Regions from separate parts of the Mus musculus genome. Here region 2 is linked to region 1. Evidence: chromatin contacts called from ENCODE Hi-C data. All regions are on one chromosome and are shown on one strand. Each heading gives the region's core, a stretch centred on a gene start or an enhancer-like site at or near the end of the contact. The rest is flanking DNA. Distances are from core to core; before and after follow the strand shown. Region 1 holds the start of Guca2b (guanylate cyclase activator 2b (retina)). Region 2 holds the start of Hivep3 (human immunodeficiency virus type I enhancer binding protein 3).

Region 1 (4,505 bases), core at 1,910-4,409:
GAATTTCCAGGACAAGTCCTGACTGGAGTAAAGGCCTCAGCCCTGGGATCCACCTTCCATGGCTCAGGCCACAACAGAGCAGCAGTCACAGCCTTGTGTCCTGTAAGTACTCTGCCGGGGAGGAGACACCATCTGGGAGTATTTCCCATTAACCTAACAGGGGGCTGTGTTCCCATTGCTTAGGAGAGATGTATGGTGGTCACACTGAGTCTTGCCTTTGGCCCCATCATCCACAGCCAGGGATATGTAGCGACGACAACACAGTGGCCAGAGCATGGACTGTATCATCCTGGGAAGACATTGCCTGGCCGTTCCGCCCAGCCTGTGACCCCGTAGGGACATTCTTTATAAGTAAAGGGTCTGGCTATTGCAGCATTACTCGCTTCTTCAGACTGATGAAAACTCTGAATTATCTTGCCAAGGATTTAGAAATCTGCATGGATCTAGAACACAAAAATGGACACTCTGTAAAGGGGAGAGTGTCACTAGACTGTGGAGAGCAAAGTCTCCTGACTGTCACTGGACTTGTTAATGACATCCCATCCCAAACATACCCTTACCTATTCTCCACTATTCTCTGTCAAGAAGAGTTCTGCTCCCAGAGCGGGAAAGCCTTGAGCTACTCCAGAGGAGAAGGTCCTGAGTGTGGGCTACCCTGGGCTCCCTCACCTGGGACGTGGGCACCATGAGTCAGTTCCTTGGGCTTGGAAATGTGGGTGGGGAATTCCTATGCCCAGCCTGGACTGTCTTTGCTTCTCATCCAGCTCCTCGAGATGCCCCGCCCACGGCGCAGAAGTGAGCACACGGACACTTGGTTTTGTGGGTAGCATTTTTTATTCAGGTGCAGCTGCCTGGGGGCCAAATATGGCAACTCTGCATCCACATTGCCTTGCTAAGGATCCATTTATGCTGGGAGGATGGCGATTACTTCAATGGTGCCTAAGTATGGACAGGTTGGGCTGTGGGGAAAGTGTCCGGAGTGGTCTTAAGACCCAGAGTCATTTCATCAGCAGCCTGTACAGGCAACATTTATACACAGTTCACATTCGTCGGTGGCGATGGTCCCTGCGCAGGAAGAAGGCAGATTAGTTGAAATTGGACCCTGGGGATTAGTGATCATGGATGCTGTCATCCAGTTTTCAGAGAGGAGCTCCTGGGGAGAGAACCTGGGGTGTTCCATATAGAAGCTCCATATAGAAGTTCCATATAGAATGAGGGGCTAGGGGCTAGATTCCTCTCTCAGGTACTCCCCCATCCCTTCCTTTGAGGTTTCATATTTGCTACATGGGCCAATCAACCTGACCTGAATGTTGTAGGAAGAGTCCTGGTCAAGAGGGACAGATGGGGGCCTACCCAGAGCAGGGACACGAATGCTTGCAGATGGCAGCAGCATGTGCCCAGCTCTTCTCCACCCTTCCCATTTTAGCTTAGCTGTCACCTCCCAGGGAGCCATTCCAAGCCTGATGGCATCAAATGTATCAGCTGCATGTGTCTCCTGTAATCACACCTGTCTCTTCCCAGAGTTCCTCCCCACCACCTTGTGAGGTCTTTGAGAAACTTCTCAGGACCATGGAGCTCTTTTCTACCTGAATCAGTGTACCCAGACTGGGGCAGATCTGGGGCAGGCAGGAGCTGTGACCCTCTAAGCCCCCTGTCCACAGCTACTGGGTTGCTTTAACAAAAACAACTGACAATGGAGAGGTAGGGGAGGGTGCAAGAAGATCTAAGGGTTCCTATCCTTACTCAAGGCCTTGAAGGTGCTGGCAGCTTCCTGGGAGGCACAAACAGGCTGGAGGTCCAAGGGCAAGGCTGGGTTATGGCACACAGCAGGGAGGAGGCCACTTCTCCGAGGCTGGGGATTGGACATCTCCTTCTCCTCCAACTCATTCAGCTTCTTCACTGATTCCAGCTGGACTTGGAAGCCATGGTACTAGGGAGAAGGGACGGGTGAGAGGTCATCAGGCCCTGGTTAGGAGCAGGCAGTGCCATGAGACTGGGCTCATCAAGGTCCCGTGAGTCCTCCAGAATATTCTCTGGGCTCACAAAGAGTCCAAAACACAGCAGAAAAGCAGCTTGTGGGGAGGGAAGTAGAATTGCGATCTGCCACCACCAACATAGAGGCCTTCTGTCCCAGGCTGCTCACAAAAGGCTGTAGAGCTCTGTAGGTCATCATATGGGCATTAGAAACAAGAAGACCCTTGTGTGTTCAAATCCTGTCTTTCCCTCCATCCAGCTGGTTGTCTCTTTCCCATCTGACATGACCTTCCCTTGTGGAAGCCTAGTACTAGACAGGTCAGCTAACAGGTCCTCTCTCTGGCCTGGTGAAGCTTGCTCTATTGAGACTGATTCTCTCAACTCCTCCTCCTCCTCCTCCTCCTCCTCCTCCTCCTCCTCCTCCTCCTCCTCCTCCTCCTCCTTCTTCTTCTTCTTCTTCTCTCTCTCTCTCTCTCTCTCTCTCTCTCTCTCTCTCTCTCTCTCTCTCTCTCTCTCATTCTCTTCCTGGAAACCCTGCCTGATATAGACGCTAGACTGTAGTAGTCACACAGGTTTAGGGAAACCAGAAGCATCCTGCCACTCGACAACCAGGGCTGATTCCATGCCCCACCCATCTAACACTCCCTGGGAGGCCTCTGAAGTCCATGTTCCCTTTGTCTGGCCTTTGCTCTGCCTAGAACATGTTCACCCAGGCTTGACACCATTTATCCTCCAGTGAGCACAAAGGTTCCTTACCAGGGAATCCATTCTGTGATTTGCCCATGTAGGTGAGCACAGGCAGGGAGCCACAGAGTTCCCTCTGGGCTCCTCTAGGGTTCCTTCCACACTGTGGCTGTGCTGACTTCCAAGGAGAGCAGAGGAGACTAAACCTGCCACTCTCATTACATCTATCACTGCCGCTGTTGACACGCCTGCAGTCCCAACCCAACAGGTGTCTAGACTGGCTGCTGGGCTGAGCCCAGGTCCTCCAGGTAAAAGGTAGGCTGGCTGGGGGTCTCACCTTGATGTAGACACCCTGTGCACTCTGCAGGAGCAGCAGCAGGACGACGGCAGCCCACAGTTGGCTTCTTGACATGGCCTCGCTTCCAAGCTCACACCTCTGGGTTCCTGCTTCCTCTGCTGTCCACCTGCCTGCCACCTGCCTCTGGGCCAGCAGCCCCTTATAGGCCAGGGTCCAGAGCTCTGGTCACTTATTAACTGTCTGGCTGGGGTGGGGTTGACAGAGGCCTGGCTCTTTGACAGATTCTGACTTGGTTCCAGGAAGGGGATAGGGGCGATGATGATGATGAAGAAGAATCCAAGCTTGTGGGAACATGGTCTGCCAAGGGCCTGGCATGAATAGGGCTCTGTGGGAAGACCTTGGACCACTTCACTTCTCACTCTCTCCTCCACACCAGGAGGAGGGGAAAGGTGATGGATCAGGAAAGTGATATCAGGTAAAGTGATTTGCCTCAGGCCAAACAGACTCTTCAGTTGTGTCTTTAGCCCAGGTCAGCTTGTGGTTCTTTGACTTGCAGGCAGATGGCTCAGAGCAAGGAGGGCACACAGAGTTGACTTCAGAGTTTTCCAGTATTAACTTCTCCCATATCCAGCATCCTGCACGGAGTCTAGAACTGCGGAAAGACCAGCCTTGTAACCAGCCTTTGCCTGCCCTTTCCCATGTGTACCCAAGAACAAGTGAGTATAACCATATCAACTGATATCTCAGCAGCCAGCAGGTCAACATGGTGTGGAAGAAAGAGCTCAGATCTCCTAGGAGATGACAAGGGTTCAGTGCCAGAGCTGTGGCAGCTGCTGTGTGAGCCTGGGGTGTCACATCAAGTCTGACTGAGGTTTTCTTTTACTCTCGGGTCACACACGTCTATCGGAAGCCACCCACAGAGGTAGCTGTGGGTAAGATGGGCTCCAGTCCCTTGAATTTACCTTCATTCTCTGGGTGACTCATCTCTAACAGGTCCCTTAATCTCACAGTGCACCTCCCCAATGGGTGAAGGTTGGAGCAGGGAGAAGAGGGTCAAGTCTCTCTGATGGGGTTATCACCATGGCCAGGTCCAGCTACTTTGAACAGTGGTCCTGCTGGGACTCAGCTGGCCCTGGTACAGACTGACACGTGGCAGGTATCCCAGCATGAGCCTGAGCTGAAACCGCCACAGCCTACCTGGGCACCTATAGTCCTTCAGATTGGTGGTTAAAAGAACATGCTCCTTCAGGCCTGTCCTGCTCTTGCATGTGTGATACACTTCATCTGCCCAGAACACCTAGATCCACGCTTATCTTACGTCGAAACAGATAAAAGTCTCCGGTGAACTTTGGAGTTTCTTATGTCTTGTTTTGAATCCAGACTTCGGCCTTTATTCTTTGGAGTCTTTGGAGTCTCACACTCTCTTCTCTCTAAGATGCTAATAACCGTCAGATAACAGTGGCTCACATGTTTGATCATGAGTAATGCAAGGTATGACGAGGCTCTCTGCCTGGACTCTCTTGGGGAGTAGTAGCAACAGGCTGGTATT
Region 2 (4,324 bases), core at 267-2,766, 160 kb after region 1:
GTCCTAGAGTGGCCCTAGGCACAGAGTGATGGAGGAGCCTGCTGATGGTCAGGAGCAGGAGGCAGGTAGCATGCCCGGGATGATCCTCTGGGGCTCTTGGCTTGAAATAAGGCTCTTCCTTTCAAGTAAGAGTAAAGTTACTTTTTGTTTTTTCTCAGTGGTACCTCTTTAAAAGCTAAAACAAAACTGGATTAGATGCCATCTGGGTGGCTGAAGTAGTTGGCATGCACAGTTTAGGCTGGGGGTGGTTTATCTCCCTGCACTGTTGTTCAACCTTCATGCTCAACTTTGTTCCAACCTCCCCCCCCCAGACCCCGCCCCCCCCAAAAAAGTTAAAAACAGAACAATGACAGCAATGAAACCTTGCTAACAAAAATGTAAAGAGGAGCCAGATCAGAATAGTCAAATACCAAAGCCCAGGTGGCAGTTTCAATTTCCGATGTAAGTAGAAGAAAACCTGTCCTAGAACGGGAACTGGGGCTGAATCTCAAGGTGGATCAGAAATGGTGCCAGAACCATCCTGTGGGCTGGGAACACCTTTCAGTTCCCTGAGACTTGGGCAGGGCAGGGCAGGGCAGGGCAGGGCAGGGCAGGGCAGGGCGGGGCAGGGCAGGGCGGGGCGGGGCGGGGCGGGGCGGGGCGGGGCGGGGCAGGGCAGGGCAGGGAGGCATGCTCTGGGATTAAGCTGGAGGTGGAGGGTGAGCTTCAGTAGACACTTCACTGCCTTCAGCAGTGACACTCTGGCCCTTCAGGAGCAATAAGGGACCCCAGAGGGGTGACCCCTGTTTTGAAAAGTCTGCCGAGAGTCTGACCTATTAAACATGAATGTTTAGAAGTGTTCATGTGCAGTGCTATTCATCATTGGGAAGCCCATCATGCAACAAACATGTGCTTCGCATATATCCTGTATTTGCATATGTTTCTCCCACCATGTAATGTATTATCCATGTGTGCAGATATATGGATGTCAATGAACATTGTTACTGCCTGCTATTTGCCCTGTGTGGCAATAGGCCTGGTGCTGCCTGCCTTCTTTCAGTATTCCCAGCCATGCTATTCAAGTGATAATTGGTGTACTGTATCTTTAAAAGGTTAAAACCCCTTAAAAAAAAAAAAAAAAAAGGTCTGGACTCCTAGTGGAAAAGACAAGCGGGGCATGGGTTGGCTCTGGATTCAGAAAGCAGCTGCTGATTAGATTCTGTGTCTGCGGGCTGAATTTATTCCGTGTTTCCAGCAGGAATTCAAGAGGGATGCTTCTGTTTGGGTTTCTGATCGTGATTTATATTTATTCAGAGGAATAACAGAGGGTGGATCTGTTCCCGGCGCGAGCATGCTCACCACCAGCCGACTCTCCCATTATCCCCCTGCCTAGTTTGGTGCTCCAGTGTACATGAGTATTCCGTGTGCATATGTGTGTATACAAACACGCATGCACGCCTGGATGGACAGACATACGCACAGGTTATTTCTTAAGAGCAATTCCTTCAATAAGGTCTTTACCCCTTACTTGAAACAGGTGTTTATGAAAAAAAATGCACAATATCCCGACTGACCGGAATAATTGAAGAAGGGTGCTGGATCCGTGGGTCAGAGAACACACAGGACCAGCTTGCTACCCCAAGGCTGAAGGTAGGGGACTCTGGGTTTTTATTCCGCGGATGGATTCCTTGCGCTTTATTTTTCCCTGATTGTGTTTTCTCCCGCGGCCGCCACCGGGAAGTGCCACAGTGCTGGGATTCCATTTTGTCGCTGCCTTTCTCACGCCAGGTGTCTGGGTGGCGGGGCTGGCAGGGTGGCCACAGTGTGCGCGGTGGTCTGCGCGCTCGGCCTGGCTGGGGGAGCGCGAACCTCAAGTGACCCCCGCGCGTCAATCACTCGCAGCCGTGGCTGGGCTGTAACCCTGTGCGCGCCGCGCGCCCCCCGCGATAGCTCGGCTGCGTTGCGCTGCAGACCTGGCTCCTGGGCCAGGCTGCTGCTCTAGGAAGGGTCAGGCCCCAGAGATGTCTATTAAGTGCTTGGTAGAAGGATCATTTTGGTCTGATGCTGGGTGCCAGGACCGAAGGGAGAGATTTTTCTCCCTGCTCGCAATCCTGCCACCCCCTGAAAACGATTCCACGGGGGTGGGTGGGGGGTGAGGGGAGAATCACACCTTGTCAGTCCTCTCCCCAAAGCACACTACACCACACCAAACTGAAGTGGGAGTGGGGGTTGGGGGAATGTCTTGCCCTGTCACTAATAAAGCAGGTGCCCCTTCCTAGATGTCCCACATTTCACCATATTTTAAAATGGGAACACTGCTGGTGACAAACGGCCCCTGGGGAGGTGATGGGCAACCAGACTGGTGGCTGGGACAGAAGTAGTGGAGTAGAGGAACTCAGAGATCTGTATGGACTTCCTTGAAGCTGGCTGGTTTGGTTTATACTGCTTGTCAGGGTCAGGACCCTTTCTGTGGCTTGACCTGCCCTTGAACTTTGGGGACAATGTTTGCACAAGAGCCTGCTGGCTTAGAGGAGTGGTACTGTGGTCCTCTTTGTGCTTTGCATCTCAAAAGTTCTGGCAGCCTTTGGTTTTGCAAGGCGGTAGCCAGGTGCCCCGGAGATATCAGGCATGTTTTGATTTTTTTTTTTTTAACCCAGGCTTGCCTTCTGTTGTTGGGGTGGGGGTGGGGAGTGGAGGGATGGGAGAATGAGAACAAGGCATTTGTTGAACTAACCTCTACAGAAGTGTTCTCCAACCCATGTTTATGTAATTATGTAATCCCAACTAATGATCAGACCCAGTGCCCAAATACTAGCATCAGCCCTCTGCACTCAAGTTGGGTGCTTTTGTTGTTTATAATGTCTTTATGTAATTATGTGTGGGATGACAGCAGGAAGCATGTGGGGACAAGGAAGAATCATTTGAACAATTTGAGGGTCAAGAACACAGGCAAAGAGCAGGATTCTTGCTTGAGGACAGAGGTCTCAGAATTGGGTTGGTGTTGATCTCAAACTTTCCCACTGATTTCTGCCCAGGTGATGCTTGTCTGAACTTTGTGTTGTAATCTCACCCCTCTCTGTTCATGGAGAAGGATATAGCCACCTCTGCGGGGCCCTCAGGTTCCTAACTCAAGAGGATAAAGGACACTGGGTCTAGGGTAGCCACTTAGGTGCCTCCAGAGGAAGGGCCAAAGAAAAGTCTGTCCTGCTCGCTGTGGAGAGTTTTTCTCTGGGGTGGAGCGAGCCCCATGTTGGTGGATCTGCTTGAGTGCAGCCTTGGGAGCTGGATGCCCTTTCCATCCTTGCATTGCAATATTGGAGGTTTTACAAGGTAGGAGGATAGCTGTCCTGTGAGGAGCTCTGCAGGCAGGAGAGTTTAGTTCTCCCTTCCACCCAACTCTGTAAAGTACCCACAGTCCACAGAGCTCTTAATATAGAGACCGAGATCATGTTCCTTATCTGTTCCTCCTGGGGCTGGTGGGCAGGTTTGTTAAACTGGTGACTACATCTGACCTCCTAAGGCTAAAATTATTTTCTGGTCCTCAAGACTCTGGTACAGCAGTTGGCTGGTGGGGGCGGGGGTGATGGGAGCGTTGTTGCTTTAAAGGCTAACTGCTACTGTGCGCTCTGTAGATCAAGATGTACTCAATTGGCACTATTGTCAAGCTGTCTCCGCCCATTGTATTACAGCAGTGGCCACCCTCCTCAGAGTGCAGAAGTGTAAGCTGCTCTTGGACCCCTGCCAAATGAGCCAGGGAGGCATTTAGTGTGTGAAAGGTTCAGGCAAGAGGAGATACATTTAGTCTGAAGTCCTGGCAGATTCCAAGATTCAACTTGATGGAAGATAACATTAAGAAAGCTGTGTGACAACTAGATAGCTTTCAACTTGTCTTTCTTCCTGCTCAGCAAGTTCCTTGGTGTCTTTCAGGGTTTTATTTATTTATTTATTTATTTACTTATTCCCCTAGGCCCTGACAGACCGGTTTCCAGTCTACTACCCAGGGCACATTTTACCACTCCCTAACTGTACCAGGACAGGCAGGGCAGGGAACCTGGCTCCCTGAGCAAGCAGCTCTGCTCTTCGTCTGTAGCACTGGTGGAAGGACTAGAACTTTGAGAAGAGGATGAGATAGATCAGAAAGTACCCTGAGCTCTGCAGCTGGGAGGCATTGTAGGTGCCACCCAGTCTGGACTGCACAGCCGTGAGGTGTAAAGCAGAGAGACAGCCATCACCAGGCTGTGGGTGTGAACTTCACCCTGATTCTATTGTTGGTGCGAATTTCAGACCCTCTTTCAGGACTCAGCATTTAATTTAAAATTCTAAGCGCCTTGCTAAATGCACTTAG

The links. Hi-C counts contacts between places; a loop is a spot of excess contacts on that map.
Region 2: a loop to region 1 is called in a map of left cerebral cortex, with 2.6 times the contacts of the local background. The contact joins the promoter of Hivep3 here to the promoter of Guca2b in region 1. A Hi-C loop is called at or near these places in 5 of 37 maps with a recorded cell type or tissue (CH12.LX, left cerebral cortex and v-Abl transformed pro-B cells).

The regions. Positions count from the first base shown.
Region 1 is chr4:119,655,786-119,660,290 of GRCm38, forward strand. Guca2b (guanylate cyclase activator 2b (retina)) reads right to left here and starts at 3,160. Exons shown (of 3, transcript NM_008191.2): 1 at 2,996-3,160; 2 at 1,744-1,930; 3 at 816-1,065. The coding sequence starts at 3,070. The coding sequence ends at 1,007. It overlaps Gm35761 (a long non-coding RNA gene), which reads left to right and starts at 2,503. Exons shown (of 6, transcript XR_868074.3): 1 at 2,503-3,888; 2 at 4,337-4,447.
Region 2 is chr4:119,813,162-119,817,485 of GRCm38, forward strand. Hivep3 (human immunodeficiency virus type I enhancer binding protein 3) reads left to right here and starts at 1,517. Exons shown (of 9, transcript NM_010657.3): 1 at 1,517-1,629.